2 separate regions of the Homo sapiens genome follow, and region 1 is linked to region 2. Evidence: chromatin loops called from intact Hi-C (ENCODE). Cell type or tissue: transverse colon. All regions are shown on one strand. Each heading gives the region's core, and the rest is flanking DNA. Links, peaks and the distances in the headings are about the cores only.

Region 1 (15,211 bases), core at 3,396-11,395, 610 kb after region 2:
TAGGCTGAGGCCAGGAGCTATCCCTGGGGAGGGCCCCCAGATGGGGTACAGGGAATGACCGGGAGGGTAAGAGGTAAAAAGGAGTTGGGCCAAGTTAGGAGTTTCAAAAGACCTTCACTCTAACTTCAGGCAACAGGCATATCAGCGAAGAAGTCAAGTTAGCTCTTATGCCCTCACATTCAGCTTCCTGGTGCTGTTATGATGCCTCTAACTGCTCAGGACTGTGCCCACCCAGCTTTTCCAAAAGGAACATGCCCCTTCTTGTCTGAAAATGGTAGATTCTAACTGACTCCTTCCATCAAGTGAGCATCTTCTCTCTCTAAAACAGGATTCTGTAAATAGAACTACTCAGTGCTGGCCGTGGCCCCAAAAGGATTCATTCAAGAGGTGGCAATGTGTTCCCACATTGCAAAGTGAAATGATGGTACGTTAAGGATTTGCAAAAGTGGTGATCCCAAACCCGTTTTGTGAGCCTTACTTCAACCCCACTCCTGGCTATGAAAGAGTGGAGGTTGAAGAGGCAAAAAGAGAGGGTTTGTTTAGAAAGTGCTATGCTTCGAGTTCCGGCTCCCTTCAAGGAGTTCATTCTGAGGCATTTGTACAAATCTTGTGGAGTTTAAGGAACAATATAGACTGGCATTCAATTCCAATCTAAAAGAAAGCATTCAGGCAGCTTGCTGCCCATATAGGCATGCAAACCCAAGAGAGAGGACAGCCACAAGAAAAATTGCCCCTCCAGTATTTGGCAGGGCAAGGATATGTGAGCTCTCTGTAGGTCAAGAGAAGACCTTGGAAGGTAACCAGGCTGGAGCTGTCTCAAAGGAACACTGTCCAAGAGACTGGCTTGCCAGAGTGAGGTGCCTCCCAACACAAAGGCCAGAGACTGGGGGATCATAAGAGATCAGCCAGAGAGTGCATTGCCGAAGTCAGCCTACTGTATGGTCTGGGCTACAAAGCCTTTAAAGCCCACACAAACAAAGGATGTTGGCTTTTTTTTTTTTAGATGGAGTCTTGTTCTGTCACCATGTTGACACCATGTTAACCATGTTGATTCAAGCTGGAGTGCAGTGGTGCAATCTCAGCTCACTGCAACCTCCCCCTCCTGCATTCAAGCAATTCTCCTGCCTCAGCCTCCCGAGTAGCTGGGACTACAGGTGCACACCACCACGCCAGGCTAATTTTTGTATTTTTAGCAGAGACGGGGTTTCACCATGTTGGCCATACTGGACTCAAACTCCTGACCTCAAGTGATCTGCTGGTCTCGGCCTCCCAAATTGCTGGGATTACAGGCATGAGCCACCACACCTAGCTGGATGTTGGCTTTTATTGTAAGAGCAATGGAGGCTGTCAAAGAATTGTGTGTGTGTGTGTGTGTGTGTGTGTGTGTGTGTGTGTGTGTGTGTGTGTGTTGGGGGCGGGGGATGGGTAATGATAGTGAAATGATCAGATTTGCATTTCAAGGATGCTCTGACTGGAGCATAACAAATGGAGGGGGACCAGAACAGAAGTAGGAAGGCTCATTAATAAGCTAGTCAGGTGAAAAGAGCAGGCAGTGAAGGCTACAGTACGAACAGCAGAGATGAGGAGCGGTAGGTGGATTTGAACAATAGGTAAAAATCAACAAGTCTAAGTGATTGGCTTGCAGGGAGGGTAAACAATAAGGAGGCGTCAGGATGACTCCTTCGTTCCTGTCTTGCCCATATTGCTGCCTGATGCAGCCATTTACTCACAGAACACTGGGAAGGAGCCAAGTTCTAGGGAAAAGATCATGTGTATTGCCTTGATAACTTGGGAATCTGAGATGCCTTTAAGATCTGCAAAGATGTCAGGTAGACTAATTGAAGCTTTATACCTGGGTGAGGGTTTAGGAAAAAGCGAGAGATAAAGGTAACCAAAGAGCCAGTCTTGAGGGATCCCAACGCTTAAAGGCCAGGAAGAGGAGAATGCACTAGTGGGGATGAAGGAGAGAGAAAAGGAACTGCCAGAGTTGCAGGAAAAAAGACCATCTGCCACCCCGGTCCTCAATGCTGGCTACAACAGGAAATAAAATGGATGTGGCCCCTGCCATATGGAGCTCACAGTCAGGGGAGTGAGAAGGTGGATAGTAAGCAAGAAAACCACGAAATTATAAAACTACAAATTGTAGTCAGCATTATAAAGGGAAAGACAGAGAATAAGAATGAATTGTGGGCTGGGCACAGTGGCTCATGCCTGTAATCCCAGCACTTTGGGAGGCCGAGGTGGGTGGATCACCTGAGGTCAGGAGTTTGAGACCAGCCTGACCAACATGGTGAAACCCTGTCTCTACTAAAAATACAAAAATTAGCCAGGCGTGGTGGTGCATACCTGTAATCCAAGCTACACAGGAGGCTGAGGCAGGAGAATCTCTGGAACCTGGGAGGTGGAGGTTGCAATGAGCCAAGATTGCACCACTGTACTCCAGCCTGGGTGACAGAACAAGACTGTCTAAAAAAAAAAAAAATGAATTGTGGGGCAGGGAAGAGTTCTTTGTGGATCTGCATTAGGATGCTTATGAGTGGCAGCTGTCCCCAGGGAAGTGTTTGGAGAAAGGAAATTGCCTGGCACCTGTGGTCTGCTTTCCCACTGTAGCCCTGTTCTTCTCTCCCCAGTTACTTCCCAGGAGGTGCCTGGAACCTAAAGAATAAGTGTCCTTGAGCAGTGAGTGTCTCTGAAAAGAAGGGAGTGAGGAACTTCAGAATGGACACACAACAAAAAAGCCCAGCTGACCATTAATGGGTTGGAAAGATGCTATCACAGGGCCTGGTCCCATTGGAAGATGTTTGGGCTTTTCGCCAAGGCCTGATGACCTCCACCACCTGATCTGAGACTGCCCCTATAACAGCAAAGCCCTTGATCAAAGCAAAATGACCCAGAGAGTTTCAGGTATCCCACAGCTCTGCCAAGCAGATTTCAAAGAAATGCGAACTGAGGTTATCATGAGGATTTTGTGCTAAAGGAACCAGGGTATCAGGTGGCCATGCCTTCTCAGGGCCTGAGCCTTGGGGATACCACGCAAGTTCCCTAACCAAGCTATCTGAAATACACTCCAGCCTAAGGGTATATTTATTCACCCAAGGTCCGTGTCAGATTCCTTTATTAGATTCTTTTATTTCTCTAGAAATAAACAGTGAAGTATAATTCATATACAATCCCATTTAACAAGGCAAATGGAAAGTGCTGTTTTAAAGCAGCAGCCATAGGCATTGTGAGAAAGCACAAAGTCAAGGTTCGGGGCGTAGGCTGTGGAGTCAGACACACCTAGGCTCAACTTCCAGCTCTGCCCCCTACTGGTTCAGTGATGTTGAGACGGAGTCTTGCTTTGTCGCCCAGGGAGGAGTGCAGTGGCGCCATCTCTGCTCACTGCAACATCTGCCTCCCGAGTTCAAGCGATTCTCATGCCTCAGCCTCCCAAGTAGCTGGGATTACAGGCGCCCACCACCACATCTGGCTAATTTTTGTATTTTTAGTAAAGACAGGTTTTTGCCATGTTGTCCAGGCTGGTCTCGAACTCCTGACCTCAAGTGATCCGCCAGCCTCTGCCTCCCAAAGTGCTGGGATTACAGGCGTCAGCCACCACACCCAGCAAATTACATAATCTTTAATGCCTTCCTTCTTCATCTTTATGGGGATAATAGAGTTATATGAATGAATTAATGACACGGAGTTTAAAGCCTTTCTCAGTCTAGCCTGAACTCACCTTTCCAGACTCAGCCTGTGATTTTACTCCCTTCCCCCAAGCCACATGAGAGTCCCAGGCTGCAGCCACACTGGCCTTTCTGCTACTGCTTCCAGCCATCACCTTCTCTCTGCCCCGACCACGCTTCCCACTGCCTGGGTTCCCTCACACCACCCTCGTCTACTGAACTCCCACTCATCTTTCAGAGTGCAAAGCAAATGTCACCTCCTCTTTGAAGCATCCCCTGCCTCACCTAAGCAGTCAGCTGCACCTTGCTCTCTATGCCCATATACTTCCTCTACATCTTCTCAACGATAGTAATAAACACTCAAAGTGCTAAGCACTGAGCTTAAGTACTTTAACTATTTTAACTCACTAAATCCCCACAGGAACCATATAACACAGATTTTATCACTAACCCCATTTTTAGGATGCAAAACATAATGCACAGAGAAGCTAAGTAACTTGCCCAATGCCACACAGCCCACAGCAGAGCCAGGAAACAAGCCAAGCCCTGTGATGACAGAGCTGGTGCTTCTAACCACAGTGCTACACTGTGTACTCCTTATCCACAGGGTGCGAAGTCCACTTCCCCCAACAGGTGGGAGGGCCAGGGATTGCATTTTCTTCATTTCTGCATCCTCAGATCCTAGCACAGTACCTGGCACATAAGCACTTGCAACTTTCTTCCTCTCACACACCAAAACTAGACTATTTAAGGAAAACCAATAATTCAGTAACACTCACCCATGTGTTCTGGTCTCTTCTTTTTGGCTATAATTTCTGATTAAAAAATACTGCTCTGTAGTCCTGGCCAAGGGGCCTCATATAGTCTCTTTGAAGTTGATGAATAACAATGAACTTCTTCTAGTTCATTCAATTAAAAAAGAGAAGCCATCTTTTCCCATGAAGAAGTTTGAGGCCTAAGGGTAAAATAGAGACATGGATCTGTCACGACACCTTTTCCCACTGAAATGAAGAGAATCTGTTTATAAAGAAAAAAAAGAGTAAAAACAGAATTCAAAAGGCAACCAGGCTTCCAGAAGGGCCCTCCCTGGCCCAGCAGCTCCTGGAGGCAGTTGTGGAATCTAGAGTTGGAGGAAGTCTTGAAGAGAGAGCTCTTTGAAGGCACAGCTGGCTACAAACCAGTCCCGGAGCCGGCAGCCCAGCCCGGCTCAGCACATCTCAGCCAGAACATAGCTAGGCAGGCCAAGGAATCCTAAGAAGGGGATGATATTTTTAAAATCTTTGGCGTTAGCAAAACTGAAGGTTGCCTGGCCAGTGCTTGTCTCTTTCTTTTTCCCAGCTCAGTGTCTAATTTGTGTATTTCCAGGATTCCGAACCTTTCCCCAGCAGATCAGGTCTAAGTGCAAACGGTCCCTAAGTCACCCATGTTCCTTAGGCTTTTTCCCTCCTTAGAAACAAAAGGTGGACCTTTGCCAAGATTAAATGGCATTCCATTCAAAGCTCCAAGTCTGGCTCAGTTCAACATGCTCATGAGGAGGACTTTGAAAGTGCTATGGATAATTTTCTAACAAGGCACAACTACCCAGCAGGACTGAGACCAAAAAAAGAACCATCTTTTAAATGTAAGTTCTTATCAGCTCTGGAAAAAAAAAAAATAGACGTTATTTAAGCCAAAGCTTAAATTTGGGCTAAAGCCTCAGACTTGAAAAATGCTTGAAGCCAGAATTGGGAGGTGACAGGGGTGTACCAAGGAAGGGTGGGGGTGGGGGAAGCACTGGTTTGTGATTTTACTTCCAGTCTGCGGTCATTGAGTTCATGAGTTTGTACACTCTTGGACCTGTCAGTAAGAAAGTATATATTGAGCATGGATGTTATAGCAAAGCTCAATATACCATTTGGAATCGTATGAGACAGGGTTGTTACCCTTGAGTACTTCACCATCTCACTAAGGAGAGAGGGAACAAAAATAAGCAAAGATCTTTTTAGGGGACTTGGCATATGGTAAGGGCCTCTCAAAGTCACTTCCTGTATTCCCTTTCGGGTGTTGGAGAGAAAAATGATGTGACCGCTAAACGTGTCCCTGGGACAGAGAGGAGCCAAAATTGACCATGGAAAGGGAAAGATCACTGTGGACTTGAGTGGCCTGTGAGACTGGCATGGTAAGAAGACGGCTATGGGTTAGGGAGGCCATCCATGATGAGCTGGTGGAGGAGAGATGGGAGGGCCCATGGTGGAGAGTGGTGAGAGTGAAGGGCAGAAAGGCCAATCAGGGGCCTCCAATTCCAGGCCAAGTGGTTTGGTTTAGCCCAGGTTTCAGATTAGAAGCCAGACTCACTGATGGCTATGGATGTGTGAGTGTGAGTGTGTGTGTGTGTGTGTGTGTGTGTGTTTCTTTTTTGCTTTTATTGGAGTTGATTATATATGTTTAAAGTCTGAACTGGAATGTCTGGGGTCAGGGAACATTTGCTCCTCAATTTTGAATTTAGCTTCAGGCTCCACTTACCCAGTCACTTAATTTGTATGTTTATGTTACCTACCTGTAAAAATTCGAGATTGAGGCCCCTGTCCTTCAGGTAACAGGGAACTAATGGATATTTTTGGAATGATGGAAATGGTATTTCATGATTATCAGGGTTGCCATATAAAATACAGAATGCACAGTTAAATTTGAATTTCAGATAAACAACAAATAATTTTTAATATATGTCCCATATAATAAAAATTATTCATTTTTAAAATTCAAATGTAACAATGTAACTGAGTATCTTGGCGTTTTGTTTTTGCTTTTTGCTAAATCTGGTAATCCGGCTCATGTGGCATATATAAAATTAATGGGAGGAAAGAGAAATGAGATTAAATGAGGAGGTTGTACAATAGTCTCAGAAAGACATGGATAATCCACTCCTTTAACAGGATGGATGGCTGCATTGGAGGTGAGAGACATTCACAAAAAAAGAACGAGCGGAGCATGCAGCTTGGTTAGAGATGGGGAACAAAAGAAGAGAAGTAACCCCAGGGTTACAGAGACACAATTCACACTACAGCTCTGCTGCTTAATTACACAAGATACTCCCAGCCTTGGTTTCCCCATTACCACTTCTAATGTGTCATAAGGAGTAATGAAAATGCCTCATAAATGCTGCACAAATGTCGGTTGTTGTAATAAATGTCCCAGCCCCATTCTTTTCAACACACACTATTACTAAAGCCGTGTCTCTTCCATGCTGTCCTTGTCTAATTATTTTGAACACAAAGGTAAAATGTCCCTTTGTTCCATTTCCCTATTGGCCCACACAGCTCGAACTTGTACAATTCCCTGTTCTCCACATGGGCACTCGCGAACACTCAGAGCTTCCTCTCCTTGGCAAATTCACGGGCCTTTCCTCTGTTTTTCCAGCAAGCCATTGGTAAAAATGTGTATTAGGACAGAGTTGGAGACACAATAAGCCAGAAGCTCTGACCCTCGAGGTGGCCATCAGTCCACGCATAAACACCCTCTGGGTCCTGTCTAATGCACTATACCTGGACTTTGTTTCTCTGTGCCCAAACATCAGACAGAGACCCCCTGTGCAGATAACATGAGGCGATGGGCCCTGATACTGACTACCCCTGCTACTTTCTAGCTCGGTGTCTTGGGGCACATGGTGTAGCTTTTCCTGTAAGATAGTTTGTTATTTACTGTCCTTTTATTTCAATTGCTTTTTCCTTTCTTCAGTGTCAATTTTATGACTAATGGTTACACTAAAATTGTCTAAACCTTTTCTTTCTGGATTACAAATGATGGATGCATAAAATGCTCCCTCTGGCCTGGCTTTCTTCAAGTCACCTTGCCCCTGCCCTCAGGGAGCTCAGCTTCTCATCTGTCTCCAGAACTTCTGCCAGAATGCTTCACCTTTCCTTGGCCTCTGTTGCCACCTGCAGGAGCATTTGGAGGAGGGTTCCAGGACCCTAGATGCCAGAGAGGGAAGCAATAGGCATGTGAAATCTTGAGTTTCACCAGACAAAATCTCCTCACCTCTCTTGAGTTCATGCTGCAATATTTATGTTATTTATTTATGTTTATTTATTTGAGGCAGAGTCTCACTATGCTAGCCAGACTGGCTTCAAACTGTTGAGCTCAAGCGGTCATTGCCACCCACCCCCTCTGCCCCCACCTTAGCTTCCTGAGTAGCTGGGATTATAGGCACGCATAATCATACCCAGCAAAGCTCCAGTATTTAATCAGTTGAGTGACTTTAGGCAAATCACTCCTTTTAGCCTATTTCCTCATCTCTAGAAGAATATTTGATATCCATAAATTTGCTTTGATAGTGATTGTAAATGGGTCATTCATTTATGTATTCACGAAGCAAACAGCATGTTGGATAAAAAGACATGAAAATATAAGAACCTGAGAGAAAAATCACAATATTACAGGGGCATCAGTCAAACCCACAGGAAATTGTCAGTTTGTTTTGATAGACCTATAAACAAAGTGTCACATGATCTAAGTCATGCCTCTTGTCTGGTGCAAGCAGGGAAAGCTTCACAACAGAGGTGACATATTAATTGGACTTGGAAAACCACATAGGAGTTCACCAGGGTTTGGAAGAACACATAGGAGTTCATAAGGCAGAGAGGAAGGGAAAGGACTTTCCAGAAAGGGGAAGCAATAAGCCAAAATGTTTTGACCTGCAGGTTGTTCCCAAGGAGTGACTGAACTCTTGTATCCTGCAGCAAGCAGGCTTGGTAGGAGAGAAACGTTAAGGAGAGAGGAATGTTGCCAATGTCAAGGGAAGGAGTGGTGAGGCTTGGCCCTGGCAGGAGTCTAGTAGGGGGATGAAGAAGAGGAGCTATCAGGCTGCAAAAAGAACATTGAATCAGGATGGGCAGGTCTGCTTCATGGCCCAGACTCTTCCAACCACTCACTATGGGACCTTGGCTAAGTTAACCACCCTCTCTATGCTTCAGTTTCCTCATGTGCAAGTGAAGATAATAACCCCCACCTCGCTGTGTTGTTGCCAGATAACACATGCAAAATCATTAACACAGTGCCTGCCGCAGATGTGCTCAAACAGGTCAGCCACTGGTGTTACCATTAGATATGCAGCTTCAGGGACTTATTTTGTCTCACCAATCCTACTTTCCTCGTCAATAAAGTGAGAACGAGAGTGTCTGCCTTGCATGCATCAGAAACTGTGAAGATACAATCAAGTAATACAAGCTGTACAGAATGAGATAATGAAGCCTACATTTTAAAATATAGCAGGCATCTACCAATCATAACGCAGTTTCACTTTCATTACGACGTTTAACTTTTTCTGACAACAACCTTATGAGGTAGGATTATAATGATGTTTATTTTACATGTGATGAAAGTTGGGTTCCTTCATTTAATAGATGCTCCTTGAGCAGGTTCTGTGAACAAGACAAGACCATGGGAATTGTAGTTGAGAAGAGGAAACAGACTGCAGGTACATGCTGGGGGAACCGGGGCTCAGGGCTTCGCCCTGCTATGTCTCTACTCACTCTCTGATGATCTCTCCAAGGGACTGATGGGGCTTTCAGTCCCATGCCTGTATCATGGCAACCCATATTTCTATCTCCAGCCCAGCCCTCTCCAGACCTGTGTGTCTGCCCAATCAATCTCTCCACTTGTTTTTCTAATGAACACCTCAAACCTAAAATATATAACATTAAGCTGTCTTATCCCTCTACCCCAGCATCTTCCAATCTCAGCCAGCAGCATCTCCGTTTTTCCAGCTGCTTGGAGTCATCCCTGATTCCTGTCTTTTTCTCATACCCAAAAAAACAATCAGACAGAAAATCTTATATATATGTAAATCTTCGCCCCGGTTGGAGTGCAATGGCGCAATCTCGGCTCACTGAAACCTCTGCCTCCTGGGTTCACGCTATTCTCTTGCCTCAGCCTCCCGAGTAGGTGGGATTAAGGGTGCACACCATCACACCCAGCTAATGTTTTGTATTTTTATTGATTGATTGATTGACTGAGACAGAGTCTCGCTCTGTCGCCCAGGCTGGAGTGCCGTGGCGCCATCTCGGCTCACTGCAAGCTCTGCCTCCCAGGTTCACACCATTCTCCTGCCACAGCCTCCCGAGTAGCTGGGACTACGGGCACCTGCCACCACTCCCTGCTAATTTTTTTTTTTTTTTTTTTTTAGTAGAGACGGGGTTTCACCGTGTTAGCCAGGATGGTCTCGATCTCCTGACCTCTTGATCCGCTCACCTTGGCCTCCCAAAGTGCTGGGATTACAGGCGTGAGCCACCGCGCCCGGCCTTTTATCCTACTTTCAAAAAACATACCCAGAGTCTGAGTGTTTCTCCTTACCTCCAGCGCCACTCCATGGCCCGAGCTCTGTTTCACCTGGTTCTCACCTGGATCGCGGCCTCCAATTTGCGCAGTGACCCCTACAGTCTATTCTCCAAACAGCAGCTGGCGTGGTCATTATGAAAAGCAATGTCCACCTGCTGCTCAAAAACCCACGAATGGCTCCCCATTTCTTTCCCATTAAAGCCAAAGTCTAAAACATTTACAAAGCGTTATATGATCAGTTCCTACCTGCTTTCCTTATGTTGGAGGCTGTGAAGCTCCTTAATATATAAACAGTTCTCAGGAGAAGGAATAAAAGCACAGCCACCTCCTCAGCAGAGCCAGTTTACACTCTGCTAGAGACAAGAGGAGCTGGGACCTTCTCCCCTAACCCTTACTGCATATGTGAGAGAAGCCAGACCTGCTGGATCGACTGGAAATGCCCAGTGCCTGAGACGGGGAGGAAAGAGAAGCCGTGGGGAGGAAAAGACTGTAAACCTAAAAGGCATTGAAGTCCCACCTCACCAGTTAGGCAGGGAGGAGAAAGAGGCCTAGGGCGCTCGGGAACTTGGAATAAGGTTGCCCTCTGCGGGTGAAACTGTGAAATATCTCACAGTGGAGGAGGGCGGAGACTGTTCGCAGAGGGGCCCGGCGAAAACGTCACCCTACTGGAGGTACGAACGCATCGCAGACTGGGGGCGCCCGAGCGCATCCCAGACGCGAGGGCAAAGGCCCAGGAGGACTGTGGGGCTCTCGGAAGTATCCGATCACCTTGCGAGGAGTCCGCCGGCTGTCCGAGCCTGATGTCACTGCAACTTCGATTCCTCCGACGCCCCTACTCTTACTTCCCAGTCTTCAGGCAACTTCTCCGCTTCGGCCTCCCCTAGGCCTTGGCCCCAGAGAGGGGACGCACTCCACAGGTGGATTCGCACGTGTGGGCCCTCGGCAGCACTTTCTCGTGCAAATTAACAGGTGGCCCTCATTGTGGAAGCACCGCCCAGCCTTTCCCGGGGAGGTCACCAGGGCGAGGCCGCTCAAGGTCTGCAGGCGCCCGGCGTTAGCGGGATCCTCCCCGCGCACTGGTCCGAGGAGGCCAGGAGAGGGCGAACCAGTCCCCGACCAGCGGCCCTTCCGGGGGTGGGCTCTGACCCCACCGAGCGGTTAGAGGGTCCAGGAGCTCCAAAGGGTAGGGCAGAATTGGGTAGATGAGGGTGCATTTTTCTGGGAGGAGTCTAAGGCGTCGCTGACTCTCAAAGGCCCGCATCCGGAGAAAGGGAAAGAGCCCCGTCCCGGGAGGAAGGACGAGAGGCTGGCCCGCGGGAAGGAGCCCTGGCAGTCCCTCCTGGCCTAGGTCTACCTCTTTGATCTCACCGTCCCCGTGGCGGCGAGTGCCACCAAAGATGAGAGAGGCCAGCAGGTATCGGGAGAGAGCTGAGGGGTCGGCGCCGGCGGGACCCCAGATTGGAGCCGCCGTCGTCGGACGGGCAGACCCTGCTGTAATAGCTCCCGGCCGGCCACGGTAGGCAGGTGGGGCCCACCGCGAGTCCTAGTGAAAAACACCTTCCTCTTGATTCTCTCAAAGGAACCCGAGCCCTGGGAAGGGACATCAAGGCGCTCCCGAGACTCCGGAGACGGCCAACAGCCCCAAAAGAGAGTACTCGGCTATCCAGCCGCCCTTATCCAAGCGGAGAATCTCTCTCCACCTCCGCCCTCCCGGGACTCAAAGTTGTTTGTGGAGCCTCCAGGTTTCCTTGTAGATGGGCACGATATGCACTGTGTGCGCGCGCGCGCACACACACACACACACACACACACACACACACACACACGTATATGTATTTTTCCAGTGGCCACTGCAGGATTGCCAGCTTTCGGAAATGAGCATCCGCTCTCTCTCTCGGGACTGGGCGTGGGGTTCACCGAAAGGAGAGGAAGAGACCTTGCGTTTGCGCTGGGCCTGCTCGATGCCAGGCCATTCTAGGCTTCTGTCTATCCTGGTTTCTGGTCTGTGCGTTGTGGGTAGCAGCATTGGCGTATTACGCCGGAGGGAGCAGGCTGAGCGAGGCTCCAGAAGGTGCGCAATAGCCGGAGAGGAAAGGGCGATGCTGTCACCTAGCCCCCTCCCTGAGACTCCATTCAGCCCAGAAAAAGGAGCTGCTTTCTCCCCCATCTACCCTAGGAGAAAATAAACGGTCGCTGGCATTTTCCTGCGTCTTTTAATTTTGCCAGAACTGTTTTGGGTTGGCTATTGTGGGCCAGGATGGAGGCCTTCTCCTCCCGGGAGCAAACCTGCCCACGCCCAGGCCGGCAGTGGAGTCAGCCTTGCCCCAGCCTGCCCTCCAGGGAAACAATGCCCCTTTGTCCCTCGCCCTCCCGGGGCTGATACAGCCCCTCCCCTTAGCTTAGGGCTCCCTCCCGTTAGAGCATTCCAATGATTGCCACAAGTCACACTTTTCTTTGAGGTCTCTGCCTGGGAAGAAAACAAAGCAGCCCTCCTAATCACACGGAGGGAGTGGAACTTTTCCTGCCCTCTGACTATGTGCCAGCCTTGGCTCCTCCCTGAAGCCCTGTCTAGAGGGCTTATTAGGTCACTTATGTTTTGTACCTCGTGTGAAGTCCCACAATCAGTAGATTATAGAGGGGAGCACAAACCCAGCAGTGTCTGACATAGAGAAATTACACATACATACATACACACATACATACATACATACACACACACACATACACACATACATATACATACATACATACATACATACACACACATACATACACACATACATACACACATACACATACATACATACATACATATATACATACATATATATAGTCTTTCCACCACCCAGGATTGAAAATTAATGCTGTTTTTGACATTGTCCGTTATCCACCCAAACCCTCCAAAAAGGCTGGCTGGCATTTGCTTGGCTCTAGTTCTACCTGCCCACCTTCTCCTTTGCCTAATCCTGAGTTTTCCCCTTCCCCACGTGTGTTCCCCTTGAGCACTTTTTTGCTAACTTCCTGCATGCTACTGTCATCTCAGAGACTGATTCCTGGGGAGCCCAACCTGTAACATGGAGCTCAGTGGAAAGCACATGGAATGTGGACTGAGACATGACTGTGTTCAAACCCTGGCTCTGTCGCTAAGTGGTTACTTGGTTTGGGGCAAGGCATTTAATCCCTCTAAAGTTCACTTTCATCTGGGGGGAAAAGATAACTGTGAGGATTAAGTGAGTTTATATATAGTGTATGAGTGCCTGGACCACTGAAGCAGTGCAGCAGATGTTAGCTCCTCCTTCAGTAATATTTATTGAACATGGCATCCCAAGTGTTACTAGAATTTATATTTCTACTTTATAAATTTTACTAGAATTTATGTTTTCATATTCTTGATACTAATACTGCATTTTTGAAAGGGGTGACTCCTTCCTTATTAAAGTTTTAGAACACTATCCTAAGTGAAGTACAATGGTTACTAAATTAGATGACATCTGGATCTGGCTGATCTTGAACAAGCAGGTTAATCATATAACTTAGCTAGGTCATTGTGAAATTTTCTCCTGTGTAGAAAGAGATATTAATAGTAACTACTGTGGCAGATGGCATTTTCCATAAATGCCTACAAAATACTTTCCATCTCAGCTGCTCTTCAGAAATGACCTTGCCATTCCTCCATCAACAGATGAAATCTAATTCCCCTTCTTTTGCATCTGGGCTGGCCTCAGGGACTTACTTGGGCATTGGAATGTGGCAAAAGTGATGGTCTGGGACTTCCAAGGCTAGTTCATACAAGCTAAGTCATTCTGTGTGAGTCTTTTGGGATGTTCCCTCTTCCAACCCAGCCACCATACTGTGAGAAGCCTGAACACTTGGAAAGCCATGTGTAGGTGCTCTGGCTAACAGTCCCAGCCAACAGCAAGCATCAACTGCCCACCGAGTGAGCTCTCCTGACATCCAGCACCTTTGGGCCTTCTGAAGACTGCAGCACCAGCCCACATCTGGGACCCCAAAAAGAATGGGAATAAACTGAGCCCAGTTAGTATACAAACCAAGACAGATAATAATAAATGGTTGTTTTAAGCCATTAAGTTATGGAGTGGTTTGTTATGCAGCAATAGAAACTAAATCACTAGCTCCTAGGGTTATGTGAAATCAAGGAAGACAATGCATGCAAACTGATTACTAATGTGCTTCGTAAATAATTAATACGGTTGCAGAAAAAAGTAAGCTGATTATATGGGGAGATAAAACATGGGCACAAATAACTGCAAAACTAAGCAGGCATCATCTGAATCAATATTTAGTGGGCACCTATCCCATGCCAGACTGTCTACATAATCATAGAATCTCCAAGTAGAACAGAATTTGGGAGCTATTCTAGTTCAACCTCCCACTTAGTGAGGACATTTCTTCTTGAATGCTTGTTTAATACAACTATTATTTATTAAGCCTCGCTCCGCACCAGAAAGTGTGGTAGATGGTAATGTCAGGAAGTGGGATAGAAAGATAACTAAGACACAGCCCAGGGCCAGAGGCAAACACATGAAGAGTTTCTGCTCAGTGTCATATGTGCAGGGAGAGAGGATACGAAGAAGACAGATGCATTTCCCCTGCATGGAATGGGGTGAGTCATCTCACTATCGGCCAGCTCTGCTGATTCAGCTTCCTGGTGCTCTGGATTCTGCTGATATATTTTCTGTGCATCAACTTGTATTCTGAGTGGCAGTTCTCCAGCTCTTTGCCTTCTTGCTCCATATACCTAAGTTGGCTGTTTACACATCCACTTACCCATCTTTGCTCAAAGCTGACCCTTGTCAAGGAAGGAGGGGTTTGCCTGGATCTTGAACACCAGCCTGTGGGCTCTTTAAGGCCAATGCCTGGATCTTGTTCATCATTGAGGCCCCAGCTCCTAGAGGCACCAAAATAAAACAAAACAAAAGAGAGAGAGAGAAGAAGAAGAAAACAGCCACCAAAAAAATGCATTTCTTTTTGTGTGGGTTCAGAAAAATGCCAGAGATTCATTTAATTCAAATTTATTTCACACAACTACATCAGGGAAAATTAGCAGTGTAATCTGCTTTCTCAAGTTTCATGAGCAACGCTAAGTTTTTAATAGGCTGAGTGTTTAATAGGCAAGTAAAATCAGCCAACAAACAAACAAACAAAAAAACGCTGGAGTTCGAGTCCTTTACAGCCAAGTAGTTGGCAGCTGCTACGGTTATTAGCTATCATAG
Region 2 (15,211 bases), core at 2,281-10,280:
AATTTAGTACTCTCAACCATGATAGATAATGCCTTAACATGGATTTTAACGTTTGCAGGATTTGCTAAATTCATAAGATAGTTATTACCTTTCTTTGAAATTTGTAATGTTTTATATTCTTGTTTCATAGCCATTTGTCAGTCCACAGTGGTCATTATGGTTTTACTTTTTGATAGTTCTTACACCTTGTTGGAGAAACTACAAAAGAAAGTTGTCCTCGTCCTTCCCCTTAGCTAACATCAAAATTAAAAAGTTGAATATTAATATTAGCTAACATTAAAATGGAAGGTAATTCAGTTTTAGTGTTAGCTAACATTAACAGTCTAATAATTTAGCTTTGTAAATTCCAAGGCTAAAACCCTTTCATGGGCTTCACAGTATTTAGTCCTAATTAAATACCCTTCTTTATTCCATGACCTTATTTTATAACTTAAATTTTTTTGCAATTGTATAAATTAGTAATTCAGTCCCAGTCCTGGATCTCTGTAGTGTTTTGACATAATAAACTGATATTCTTTAAATGTGGACCTGTAAGGAGATACTATGGTGTGGTGTATTGTGCTTTTAGCCTGTTTTCCACTATTAATTAGCATTTACCAGTAAGGGTCATTTTGACTCAAGTTATTTATGTATTAATAGCCTGTGAATATTGCAGTCCTTTTTAGATTATATTGGTCTAAATATGCATTCTGCAGTGAACCTGTTAAGCTGTTCACATGTATAGACTATTGAAATACTGTACTTGTACACATCTGACTGTTGACATTTTGTACTTTTTTCTAGATCCAATATTTCACAATAAAAAACTTGTCAAAGGCTTTGTATTAGTTTTCAATGGCTGCTGTAACAAACTCCCACACACTTAGTGTCTTAATACAACAAAAATTAATTCTTTTATGGTTCTGGAGGCCAGAAGTCCAAAATCAGGTTTACTGGTCTAAAGTCAAGGTATTGGCAGGATTGCTTCTTTCTGGAGGCTGTAGGGGAAAATCTGTTTTCTTGCCTTTTCCAGCTTCTAGAGCTGCATTCCTTGCATGCTATGAGCTCATTGACCTTTATCTTCAAAGCCCAAATTGTAGCATCTCAAATCTCTCTCTGCTGCTGTCATCATACCTTCTCAGAGTGTCTCCCTCTGTTCCCTCTCATAAGGACCTTATGAGAACATTATTGGCTCCACCTGCACAAACAACGTAGTTTTTCCATCTCGAGTTCTTAACCTAGTCACATCTGCAAAGTCCCTATTGTCATATAAGGTAATGTATTCACTGGTTCCAAGGGTTCGGGCATGGACATATTGGGGGACCATTATTGAGCCTACATAGCTTCATCTACATTTTACCCCCTTTTTCCAGTATGAAACCCTGAAACAACAGATACATGAGAGAAGTTTAGGCCAAACATTAGAAACTATTTTCCTGTCTGTCCATTCAGACCACTTTAGTGCAATAGTTATTTTTCCTGGAAGAAATAAATTTGCATCTAATTGAGCAAGTATTTCAAGCTATAGTTAAGTTTTTGAAAGCTTTGGAACATGACTAGTACCATGCTAGATTGTTTGATAAGTTAAAAGTTGAAGGTGTGATTCTTTCATTTGTAGACTAGGTGGGCAGATACTGTGCTTGGGAAAAAATCTGGAACCTAACTTTGGTATTATAAAGTGTAGTAAAAGCTAACAGCTTTTAGCAAGGGCATTTCAAGACTTCAGGTGTAGTCCCTTGTTTCTCAAACGTTAGTATACATCAGAGTTACCTGGAGGGCATGATAAACACATGTTGCTGGACCTTATCCCCAGTTTTCTGATTCAGTGGGTCTGGGATGGAGCCTAAGAATTTTCAGTTCTCAGTTCTCAGGTAATGCTGCTTCTGGCCCAGAGCTCACATTTTGAGAACTATCATTTTAATATTCCCTGCATTTCCCATACAAACTATACCATTGGGTAGGTAAGTAGTAGATGGGGGGTAGTTTCTCTTTAAAACATTCTAATGAAAAAGGAAGGATGGAATTGCAACATCACTATTTTGCAACCTCTCATGGAGTTAAGGATTGGTCATCAGCAGCTACTGACAATACACAAACACATTCTTAAGTGCTTTCTGATGGAGGAATACACTGCTACCTATAAAGTTTTGCCAAAAAGAATCAAACCTAAATCTGACGAAGCATCTACCAATTAACCAAAAATAGAAAGGATGGAAGATCATGTTGAGTGACACCAAAAGGATACAGTTGGCACAGTTGTTCAATAAGTTGCAAGCAGAGGGAATCAGTGGAGGGAGAACCTATAGTATAAAAGGTACTTAATATAAACCAGTCACAATATGTGACCCTGATATGGATCTGGAATCAAGAAATTAAAAATTTTTAACATGTATGAGAACTGAAAATTTGAACACTGGTTATGTAATGATTTTAAGGAATTAAGTACTGTTAACTTTTCAGATGTGATGATGGTGTTGCAGCTATCTTTTTAGAGTCCTAGAGACACCTACTAAAATATTTATAATGAAATGGTATGATGATTGGTATTTGCTTCAAAATAGTATAGGGAGGGAGATACGAGAATATAAATGAAACAGGATTGGGTGTGAGTTGTTAATTTTTGAAACTGGGTGATAGTTATATGGTGGTTTATTATACTATATTCAACTTTTGTGTAAATTTTTTCTTAATAACAAGTAACACTACCACCATCACCCCTGCCTGCCAAGTTACGCTCAATTTGAACAATACATGCTTATTGAAAAAAAAAATGCACAGCACAAAAATCAGGAGAAAAAAGAAAAAACCACTCACAGTTCTCCCAGGTGACATATTTGTTTCTGTTTTATATGTTTTCTTGCAGCATTGTGAGTAATGGCTATGATCATGCCACAATGTAATTCTGGTTCCTGTTTCCATTCTTCCTTTCTCCCCCTACTTAACAAAAACAATTTCCACACTAAAACAACAACAGCGATTATTTGTTGTCATTTCATAGCTGTGCATGTGAGGCATTTAAGACCACTATTAAATATTTAAGACGACTTTTTAGTGTAATGTCAGGTTTCAAATCCCACTTTGCCATTTGCTAGCTAGGTGTCTTGGAGGTGTACTTAATATCTCTGAGTTTCAGTTTCCTCATCTGTGTAATTACAGAGTTATTAATGAACATTAAGGTAAAGTATTGATACACAAAGCACTTTACATAATATAATAATAGATTTATAATATGACTTTTAATCAATTAAAAATAATACATAAGGTAATATAAAGGCTAACTACCTTTTCAACTTTGGAGCATGTCCCTTGATGCAGTCGATGAAAATTCTATTAGGGTTGATTAATGGCATCATAGTTTTCAGCCATGGAAACTTTTTTTTTTAAATAAAATCTTATCAAGAGTCCCAATATATAAAACAAAAGCTGATACACTGGTTGACGTCGAGGCAAGGATTGGTATCCCTTTCATAGTAGGATCAAACATGGCAGATGCTGGTACTGTGTCCTTGATCCTTGATGCGACATAATTTAAATGTCACAGTTATTTGAATTATATCTGAGTTTTTGCTAATTTTTAATTGAGAATCTCAATGAGTGATATCTTACTGTATAGACATTTTCATTTCAGGGAGGTGAATTTCCTGTTAAATTTAATTATCAGTTGAACATGTGTTATGTGCTGCTATGCACCAGTCACTATGCTAATTACTACAAAGATGCAAAGATAAATCTTATTCCCAGGAGCTCATAATCTAGAAGAGACAGCTAGGTAAATAAATCATTGCAGAAAGTATAATAAAGTATAGATATTCACAAATGTTTACATTAGGGAGGGACTTACTAAGATGAAACCATTTTGTGTAAAGAGAAAAAATGTCCAAAGGTTCATGACTTCTAGAACATCACATTTGCCTGTTTTTTTTGTTTGTTTGTTTTGTTTCGTTTTTTAACCCCTTACCTTTCGTGATGCTTTTCAGTTTCTTTTGTTGGTTCCTTCTCTTATCCCTTACATGGAATGGTTGGAGTTGCTCAGGGCTCTTTTTTTGCTTTCTTGGTAAACTCATTAATATTACCTATAAGCCTAATGACTCCCAAACTTACAGTAACGGCCTAGACCTCTCCCCCTAATTTCCAGAATTTCTATTCAATGAAACTTGGTATCTCCATCTGGGTGTCTTACAAAGGCTCTCAAGTTTTACACGTCCAAAATGATGTACTCTTTATCTGCACTCCCCAGTCCAAACAACTACCAAGGCAGCCACTCTGCTATCTTCCCATCTCTGATAATGGCAACTCAATTTTAGTTGTTACAGGCCAAAATCCTTGATGATATTGTTGACTCTTTTTCTCCCACTTCATGGCTGTTCTTTGAAAAGTTCTGCAAGCTCTAACTTCAAGTTTGACCTTTTTTTTTTTTTTTTTTTTTTTGTCATCTCCAATCCTAACTGGTATCTCTGTTGTCTGCAGTCTGTTCTCAACAAAGAGTGATCCTATTAAAAGATGTCATGTCATGTTATCCCTCTATTCCAGTGGTTCTCAACTGAGGGTGATTTTGCTCCCCTGGGGATATTTGGCAATGTCCGGAGACATTTTTGATTATCACACTGGTGGGGTTGGGGAGAGGTTGCTACTAGCATCAAGTGAGTGGATGCCAGGGATGCTGCCAAATATTCGACAATGCACGAAACAGCCCTATGCAATAAAGAATTTGTTAACTGAAAATGTCAGTAGTCTCAGCCGAGGGTTGAGAACCCCTGCTTAGTTCATTGGCACTGCTATAACATAACACCTTAGATTCGGTAGCTTATGAACATTAGAAATTTATATCTCATGGTTGCAGAGGCTGGGAAGTCCAAGATCAAGGAATTGGTAGATTCTGTGTGTGATAAGGACCCATGCTCATAAACAACCTTCTTGCTGTGTCTTTACACGGTGGAAAGGGCAAGGCAGCTCTCTGGGGCCTCTTTTTTAAGGGCACTAATCCCATTCATTGGATCAGATTTCTCATGACATAATCATCTCCAAAAGGCCTCACTTTCTAATACCATCACCTTGGTGATTAAAATAAAACATATAAATTTGGGAGGGAATGCAAACATTCAGACCATACCAGCTGCTCTACTCAAAACTCTAAAATAGTTTTACATCTCAGCTCTTATAATGGCCTAAAAGCCCTGTAAGAAAAGTCTTTATACCACACTACAGCTATTCTCCACCTCTTTTCTTTAATTCTGTAAATATTAAGAGGAAATAAAATGTATTTAAAAGTGTTAACCCTTTTTCTTAAAATTCCTACCTATTTCCACTAGGGGGAGGGCTTCACTACTAAATAATACAGTATTTTCACTTGCCACGTTGTTACAGGAGTCACTGTAATCAGAGCAAGCATCCTCATACTCTTTGTAACAATGTTTCATTATGTACGGTAACCCATTTTCAGATGCAATTTATTTTTCACAATTCCAGTGTACATTTTTTTTTCCATTCGATAAAAGTGAGTTTTAAAATATAATTTTGTCTTTGAATGGATTGTTTTTGAATTTGCAAATACTATTTTAAGGAGTTGCTTTAAAGATTTCCATACTGGATTTTTTTGTGCACATTTCTTTCCCTCTAAATCCAGTCCTACTGATGCACTAGGTGCAACATTTATTTGGTCCCTCCTTCATCTATCTGTGAGGAAGTTCCTGCACCCAGTATACCCAGGGGTAACATAATAGGTTAAGAAATCATCAATTCTAAATCAGAAGCCTACTATCTCCAACTAAGCCATTGTCTCCTAGAGAGACATGACATGGGCACTGCATTATTGAGCTTTTCATTGTCAATGCACCCCTGGAAGCCTGGAATTCTACAGTACACAACCTGTGCAGCCATGAAACCAAGGCTGAGGCTTGGATTACCCCCTGGGCTAGAAATAGGCTTTGAATCAAGCCATCGCATGTATTAAATGCCTCCTAAATGATCGTTCTTTGTAGATGTTGCTCATTTTTGCACATTCTATGTGACATGAATTTTTCTTCAAGAGGATTATTAGGCCTCCCCTATTATTCATGGAACAATGTCTACTGGGACATCAAGGGTTCATAAGGGCTGGACCATTCACCTTCTGTTGTGACCCCCTCTTTTATCAATGCAGCTAGAAAAACTGTACAGTTTAGAAAATACCTGAAAAGTGATGACTGAAACTGAAAACGATGAGGTGGAACAGCAGTGAGAAGGTAACCTGAGAAACCTGGAAAGTAGCTGAAAGGAAGGTGGGGCACTGGGAAAAGTGGAGTTCATACAAAAACCAAACACCAGCCGGGTGTGGTGGCTCACGCCTGTAATCCTAGCACTTTGGCAGGCTGAGGCGGGTGGATCACCTGAAGTCAGGAGTTTGAGACCAGCGTGACCAACATGGAGAAACTCCATCTCTACTAAAAATACAAAATTAGCTGGACATGGTGGCACATGCTGGTAATCCCAGCTACTCGGGAGGCTGAGGCAGGAGAATCGCTTGAACCCTGGAGGCGGAGGTTTCAGTGAGCCGAGACCGCACCATTGCATTCCAGCCTGGGCAACAAGAGTGAAACTCCGTCTCAAAAAATAAAAATAAAAGAAATAAAACCAAACACCAAGCCAGCATAATTACTGCATCCAACTTTTGTTTATATTAAAATGACTTTTAATACAAGTGTGACTTAGTCTGGGGTCATGGCATAACCATTCTGTAGCTAGGTGCTTTTATAGTCAAACTAACAGTCAAAACTCATAACCAGTAAATATATATATAATATGTGTTTGTGTGTATATATATGCTAAATGAAGTCTGCATTCTTATTTTCAAATTGTCTTAAGTTCTTTTTGCAATATACATTTTATTCAAATGGAAGGTTTAAAAATGGCTGCAGGAATTTAGAGAATTTTAGAAATCATTTCCAAGTGCCTCTCAAATGGAATGAAATGTATTTAATATGGTGTTTTCCTTACATCACCTTCTGATTTCCTTCAGCATAGCAACTCTGAGCAATCAGAAGCCGCAATGCAGGCCTCTGATGTCATCAGCTGCCTGCTCCTATGGTTACCAAGATGGGCCCACAATTTCTGATCATCTATGTCAATGAAGTGGCCTGTTTCCTAGACTATAAGTATGTGAGTAGTTTTATAGAGTGGAGGGATAAAAGGGCATTTGTCCGTATTTAATTTTTCCTTTGAGTAAAGAAGTAGGAGGATTTTGTAATATGACTTATTTTTAAAACAAAATGCACGTTTTCTGTTACCTCAATAGCTAGGCTTTCCATATACTTATCTCAAAGTACTAGAGTAAGAAAAGCTTTAGGAGCATTTGAAAAGGAGTGAAAAACAAACATTTTATTTGGAAATAGGGCTGTGAATTCAGCTTGGGCATACAGATCACTTATCATAGGATATGAGATTAAAATTCATGATTGAGACAGCAAGGTACCAATAGATACCAAGGTGAGGTGAGCCACACTCAGAAACTTGCAAAACGGAGGTAGCTGAAAACTCAGGACACAATTCTTATTCCCTCACCAGAACTGAGGGGCTAAAGAGGTTGAGAGTGGTACCCAGGAAAAGATTTGGAGAGAGATGAGATGTAAGCCCTTCCTGTCTATCCAAGGAGGTAGGTTTGGGGTGTTTTCCCCACCAGAAGTAAAGATTTTCAATGAATTCACCTGAAGAACTTGTTAAATTCCATGTCTCTGGTCGGGGACAACATGGTCTGGTGTCCAACTGCCCCTGAAAAATCTAAAATCTGGCATAGCTGGCCAGCTTTTCTGATGGTACCAACAAAGAAAATGCCATCGCATTGAGATCGTCGTCCATCCTCAGAGATTATTGAGTCAAGGATATATGAATATTGTGTCCAATTGGGAATATGATGTATCTGGCTTGGAGTTATTCTAAATTTTGCTCAAGATGATGGCTTTGGGTGGGTGGGAAGTGAGAAGTGAGGGAGTTCCAGCAGAAAGTCTTTAATTGAATAGTTGAGATAAAACCTGAGCTTTTAGGGGAGCGGTGAGCCATAGGAAAATGTCCATGCTATGGAAAGTACAATAAAAAGTTCTCAGTGACTTGGAGGGAGATCTCAAAAGAACACATAAAAGCACCAATCCAGCTACCCATCCCATCACAAGAGAAGGAATCAGCTCCAAACATTTGCCAAATTCAGAGAGTGAAGCTATATTATAATAACACCATTTCAGTAAAAATTCCCACTTCTTTACTGCTCCAGCTTCCCCCTGCTTTGGCACTAGCTGGGCCAGAAATACAAGCTGGAGGAAGAGGACAAATGCCAAGTAGGGGAAGAGAATGACCAGGGCCTCTCTCCCCACCTACTGCAAATGGCTGGCATACAGCAGTCCTCAGTTATGGAAAAGAAGACATCTTAGCTTTAAAACTCAGATATGGTATGAATTACCAGTCCCCACAAATTTGCCCCACGAGTCATGCCTTCCAGTATTCACACCATGTGTAGTTCCCTGCTGCATTGATCTAGGATGGCCCTGTGTCTCCCTTTAACCAGTATAATGCAAAGGAAGTGACACTGTGTCCGTTCTGTGCCTAAGCCTTGAAAGGGTCTGGCAGTTTCCAGTTTTGTGCTCTTGGGAGAACTTCATATATAAAGCACAGCTGTGCTGCTAAAAAGACCACATGGAAAGACCACATGGAGTGGAAAATTCTGAGGCTACATGGAGAGGGAAAGAAGACCAGCTGTCCTACCCAAGTTGAAGGTCAATTTGATTTCATCTGTATCCACACCCAACTTCCCACAATTATCTCCAAGGAAATCCTAATCATCATATCATTTTATTCATAAGTATTTAATATATGTTTCTAAACAAAAATATTATTTCTAAAAATATAATCTTAATTTCATTATCTCATATAATTTCTTAATATCAATTATCAGTGTTCAAACTTTCTTAAGAGACCATGTTTTAGTTTGTTAAATTAAGATCTATATAAGATCCACCAGACATTTTTCATGTCATTTAAATATCTTTTCATCTCTAATTTCTCCTTCCATTTCTCCTTCCACACCCCACATCTCGGGGATAAGAATCTTTTTTTTTTTTTGACAGGGATGCCTGTCTGTCACCCAGGCTGGAGTGCAGTGGTATAATCACGGCTCACTGCAGCCACAAACTCCTAGGCTAAAATGATCCTCCTGCCTCAGCTCCTGAGTAGCTAGAACTATAGGTGCACACCACCATGCTTGGCTAATTAAAAAAAAAAATCCTGTAGAGACGGGGTCTTGCTTTGTTGCTCAAGCTGGTCTCAAACTCTTGGCCTCAAACAAGTAACACAAGCACAATCATCTAAAAATGCTGATGAACAGAAATGAGCATTTGAAAGGGAAAAAATAAAAACTACTCAAAGAACTACACACATATGGGGAAAAAGAGACTTTCTATACCTAAAAAGGAGGACTTCTCCACCGAACATTTCAGTAAATGGAGAGAATAGTCATTGCTGAAATTGGAATAGTGGCCTGGAAAAATAATAACAAGAAATATAACACAAATGCAAAGTAGATGTGATGAGAAAATATACATACATATATATTTGTCAGATAGATCCAGGAGTCCAGACATGCAAAGTAATAATAATCTTAAAAGGAGTTCTAAAAGAAAACATTAAAAAGGAGTAGAAGGATTGGAGGCATTAATTATAGTAGAAAACATCCCAAAGCTGATGAAAGGCTTGTCTGCATATTAGATGGACTCAATGTTTCTAATAGAATCGATTTTTTTTTTAACTCTAAAGCTTATGATAAAAATCTGATAAGCTTCCAGGCAGAAAAAATCGGTTTCCTGTAAAGGAAAAGGAATCAGACTTCTCATCTGTAACACCAGAAGTGGCAGTGAACTAACATCCCACAAACTACTTAGAGAAAAAGACCTGCCACCTCAGAATTCTATACCAGCGAAGTATCATTCTCCTGACAAGATAAAAGAACGTGAATTTTTGATATGGGTATAATCAGAGAATATATCACCCAAGTTGTCTATATGAAGAAAGTAATCTAGAAAGGACACCAAGCAAGGGAACTAGAAAAGAAAACTTCATTGTAGAGATGTAGTGGACAGGAAAAGTGGTGAACAACAAAGCTTGTAAGATATATTTATCTTTAAATCTAAACAGTGAGTATCAGCCTAGGATTGTTTAAGATCAGGAAGTGTTAAATATGGAGTCTTCAAAAAGGAGGGACATATCAATAGTTTTTAACGATCTCAGCCAAATCTGTTAGAGGTAAGAGAGTGGACTAGATTATTCCGTCCATGAAGTTTTGTGGTGGGGGGAAAGCAGTCCCCCACAAAACCATATTTTAAAGGTTTAAACTGACTGGGATGAGGGGAAAATAGAAGACTAGAACCCCTGAGGTGGGAGAAATAGATGGTATGATTTCTTCAAACGAAATAAGAAAACATGAATGTGATCATGAGGGCAGGAAAGGACAGGCAATCATTAATGGAATAAAAAGGGGCTAGAATATTCAAAATATCAGTGGAAAACTAGACTGGAAACTGTTTGATCAAACCAGCAAAAATCAGGAAGAGGAAACATGATTGAAAAATAACGACAGGAAGGGAGAAGCGGCAAGTAATGTAGAGTGTCTGGAGAGAAACGGAAGACAAAAACAAAGACTGAAGATGGTGCTGTAAGAATCTAGCAAGAGGCCGGGTGCGGAGGCTCACGTCTGTAATCCCAGCACTTTGGGAGGCCGAGGTGGGTGGATCACCTGAGGTCAAGGGCTCGAGACAGCCTGGCTAAAATATAGTGAAACCCTGTCTCTACTAAAAAAATACAAAAATTAGCTGGGCGTGGTGTCGGGCACCTGTAACCCCAGCTACTTGGGAAGCTGAGGCAGGAGAATAGCTTGAACCCGGGAGGCAGAGGTTGCAGTGAGCAGAGATGGAGCCACTGCACTCCAGCCTGGGCAACAGAGCAAGACTCTGTCTCTCAAAAAAAAAAAAAAAAAAAAAAAAGAATTTAGCAAGAATATAATCATATACACATGTAAAAGTTAGATGGGTGTGCATTTTTCAAAAGTACTGCTCAAGAGCTTTTTAGTTTTAGAAAAAAACCTTCACCTTATGTAAATAAAAATAAGTATACAATAATAATAAACTTTAGCATGGATATACAAAATAAAAGTATAATAACAACTGATGCATCCTGAATTGCAGAGAAAAGAGTAATTTCAGGAAGATCATTTCTTCTGATCACTAAAGTTTAGTTAAAAGTAAAAAAACATAGACCTGCCGGGTGTGGTGGCTCACACCTATAATCCCAGCACTTTGGGAGGCTGAGGCAAGAGGATCGCTTGAGCCCAGGAGTTTGAGACCAGCCTGTGCAATATGGTGAAACTGCGTCTCTACAAAAAATACAAAAAAAAAAAAAAATTAGCCAGCTGTGGTGGTGCACGCCTGTGGTCCCAGCAACTTGGGAGGGTGAGGTGGGAGGATTGCTTGAGCCCAAGTGGTTGAGGCTCCAATGAGCCAAGATGGCACAATTGCACTCCAACCTGGGTGGCAGAGCAAGACCTGTCAAAAAAAAAAATTAAACCAGTTTTTGACGAAAAAAAGAAAAACTCGCCCCACAACCGCCAAAACAAACAAACAAACAAAAAACCAAACTCAGAAAACACTTTCTGGCATTTTTAAGTGGTGGTTGCAGAAAAGAATTTAACTTTTCCTTAACTCAAGGACAAATACCTAACATGAGACTTAGGATAGTGTTGCATACAGAGGCCACAAAGTGTGATAGCTAAGAACTGATACTTCAAGTTAGATCCTGGTTCAAACTCAGACTTGGCCACTGTCTGGCTGTATAACACTGGGTAAGTTACTCAAGCCCTCTGAGCTTCAGTTTCCTCATTGCTAAAATGGAGGTATATCACATGACGGATGTCAAGTTTAAATAAGGCATGCAAAATGCTGATCTCATGGCTTAGCACATGGCAAGTGTTCAGTAAATGGGCCATTATTACTTTCTATAAAAGCAAATGTATGGGGGCTCCCCTGGGAGATGCTGGTATGTCCTGAAGGCCCCCCACAGTGGGGCACCCTGGACCTCTTAGCAGGAGAAGCCACTTGGAGGAAGCTCAGAGGGAAGGGAACACATGGCCCATGTTTGAGAATGCCAAGGGTGTCGGGAACATGGTGTTGAGGTTCCTTGGAGCCTTTTCCACCCCAGGCAGATGTACTTGAAAGGCAACACTCTCCCTACACAGGAGGATAAACTGAGGTGGGAAGTGGACAGGGGGAGCCTTGGAAGGAGAGTCAGATCAGATAGGCTTCTGTTCCTCACCTCTATATGGCCTTCACGTGCCAGAGGCCCTCTATTGGACTTGGGCTCAGTGGATGGACAAGAAGCTGCTGGCCATGCTGGCCACCCAACCTGTTTGCTTCTGATGTCCCACCACCAGCAATTCTACTCTCTCCATTTCCTGGCTGAGGACCCACAAGGAGTTCCATGGAGAGCCTCATATCAGTGTATCCAGTTGCAGCACCAGCAATGGAGCCTGGTCATGGAGAGTATGGTGGAGAATAAGTTTGGCAGCATCCTGCAGATATACACACTGGACATGCTGGATGAGGGCTACAGAGAGGGGCAGGCAGACGGGCAGCCTTCCAGTCCCCATCTGCCCCCACAGAGTGCTCTCCTCACTGACTAATTCCGCATGCATGGCTGCTGCCCAATCAGACAGTGGTGCTGGGCAGTGAAGTGGAGTCCCACTGCAAGGTGTACAGCAGCTTAGCACTTGGAGGTGAACAGCAGCAATGTGGACCCTGCTGGCATAACATACCTCACCATGCTCAAGGTGGGTGCCACTGCTGGCTAAGTGCAAGGGGTGGGTGGGCTGGGGTGACACTTCACTGAAATCTACCAGCATTATAGAAGTTTTGGAATAGCCTATGAAAGAGAAACTATGGTACCAGCCAGCAGACAAAATCCTCTGCAGTGAGCAATTCTGGACATGAACTTGCTGCTGGTTCGCAGCATCTGCCATGAACTGCAGTCTAAAATTAGATGCAGTTTTTCCTAAAGTAAGAATATGTGTGTCAGTCAATAAAAATGGGAATCACCCCTATGACTTCTGTCCCTCATAATCCTGCTTCTCCCTCTGTAACTTTGTGCTCTCTGAATTCCCATACTGAGTAAAGAACTCCTTGGTGAGCTTATCATCAACCTCACATATTTAACAAACATGATTTTATCTTAAGACCCACTCTAAAATTATGTGACAAAGTCTATGAATTATAATAGATGACAAATTAAAGAATTAGGACGGGCCATTATGGAAGTTGTAGAATTAGTTATATTTGTATCTATGAGTTTTCTATTGGCCTATATTCATTACTTGTAAAATATATCATGTTTCATTCTGTCAAGCTTAAACTGATATACTTTATAATAGAAGGTGTCCCAGCCAAGGACCTGCTAGGTGACCACTGCTGCACCACAGGCTTCTGTCCCATCATCTGCAGAGACTCTGGTTTCTTCACAACAATTCTTGGGTGGCAGATGGGCAGCTGTGTACCTGGGACTGCATCACTGAACTTTTCAGGGATGTAGGATGTTCTAAGCTCCAACTTCCAGCTAGTCTACCTAACACTGTTTGAAATTCTTTGGTGTAGTATGAAGATGGAAATAAACAGCTCTGAATGCTGGGGGAAAACAAACAAACAAACAAATGTAGGACTAAATAGGAAAGGACACTGGAACTTGCTCCAGATATCAAAAGTTCCTTGATATCCACTTACTTTTAAATTATTTGCCTCTTTCAAATAAAGAGAAAGGATACCTATGCAGTTGCATGATTTCAGAGCTGAGCTTCCACTAAATTAATCACTGAATCAAAGTCTGTTGTGTTGGAGAAAAATAAATATGAGATGTGGAGTCAGAAGACCTTGAAAATACCTTTTCATTTTGTTTCCTCTTTTAATGGGTCATACTAACTCTGCTGTAAATATCAACCCTCAGAACTGTGAGGATCCAGTAACATTATGACAAATTGCCCTCAAATATTGTTATTATTACAGACCATGCAGCAAATACTTCCTTGGCAGCTGAACTGACCGGAGCCCCTAGGGTACCTTAATCATGGCCCCGGTTTGAATTCTGCCGTGTGCTCGTTGGAGCTGCAGAAGTTAACAAGTTGCACGACCTTTCAGTGACCGTCCCTCTAGATCACAGGTTCTCTGTAAGGAACAGAGATATCTAACGGGCTTCCTTCATGTCATAGAATCCTGTTGGTGCTCTTCACATAGCAGATTCTCTTCTTTGCCCGGTCACTTCTATCCTCCTGCTGTTTCCACCCCAGAATCTGTGTCAAAGCCAGCTCCACCTCGGATCTCTACCACCCACTCTGCTTTTGGGTCTCCAGCATTTGCTACTCTCTGAATGTTCCTTTTTGCTCTTTCATTTTTCTTCCTTTTCTTGTTCTTTCTTCCTAGTACTTCTTGTTTTGTTTTGTTATTTTTGCTTCCTTACAAGTGCTTTAAAAGAATTTTTGCTATGCTAATAAGCAGCTTGAATTTCCTGGCTATGAGAGACCAATGAAAGTGGTTTTTTGTATTTTTAATGCCCCAACCAACCAGCCAGTAGACCCAACCTGATAAAGGTGACAAGATGATCATGAATATGATTGAAAAATCCAGATCTGGAGAAATCTACTATGCTCAAATTGTTTTGTGATTATTTTTTTGAGGCCTTGGGACCCTATGATACCCTGTAGAGGGGAAAGGATTTACTAGAAGGAAAGGAAGATTCCCACTGTTAACCACCTGCACATATGTGGTGGACCAAGGTCGAGGAGAGGGAAGGGCTTTGTCTCCTCTCTAGAGCTCTGAGTAAGTAGGAATGGGCTCTGAAGAGTGGGTAGGCCTGGAGAAGACCAAGGAGTAGATCTGTACCAGTAACAAAGACAATGGGTAAGGAGAAACCAAGGAAAACAAATAACCACTCTCTCATGGGAGAGGCCTGAGCAGTGGCAACAGTAAGTTCAGAGGTTACAACCTCCAGAGCAGCAGGGAGAGTCTTTGGGTCTCAAGGCTCCTGTATGTATTCCACTCAGCCCAAAGCAACAAGATATAAGAGAACATCTCCAGAAAGACTAGATGTCTTGCTCGTCTGATCAAGTGAAAGCTTGGTTTTCATGTCTTGCCAATGGGGAGATGTTTGAAATTCAAGCTGGTCAAACTCTTCATTCCTGTTA

The links. Peaks named below come from ENCODE experiments on the same cell type or tissue, not always from the same donor. Only the 100,000 strongest peaks of a DNase experiment are listed, where the experiment ranks them.
Region 1: a loop joins it to region 2, with 5 times the contacts of the local background. A loop is called at or near these places in 107 of 110 quality-filtered maps.

The regions. Positions count from the first base shown.
Region 1 is chr11:95,147,037-95,162,247 of GRCh38, reverse strand. It overlaps LNCRNA-IUR (lncRNA imatinib upregulated), which reads right to left and starts at 11,709. Exons shown (of 3, transcript NR_110303.1): 1 at 10,500-11,709; 2 at 4,445-4,620; 3 at 3,100-3,639. RefSeq lists a silencer at 10,480-10,589, enhancers at 11,110-11,239, 10,840-11,381, 11,382-11,923 and a cis regulatory region at 14,309-14,939. In transverse colon, for the core only: CTCF peaks have their summits at 7,577 (motif pointing left), 10,417 and 10,619; DNase peaks (open chromatin) are centred at 7,562, 10,037, 10,627 and 10,997; H3K4me3 peaks cover 1,664 bases; H3K27ac peaks cover 2,755 bases.
Region 2 is chr11:95,754,560-95,769,770 of GRCh38, reverse strand. It overlaps FAM76B (family with sequence similarity 76 member B), which reads left to right. Exons shown (of 10, transcript NM_144664.5): 10 at 1-818. It also overlaps the pseudogene FGFR3P2. Among named protein-coding and RNA genes, the nearest start is that of FAM76B, 28 kb to the left of the region's middle. In transverse colon, for the core only: a CTCF peak has its summit at 5,282 (motif pointing right); no DNase peak of the experiment used is centred there.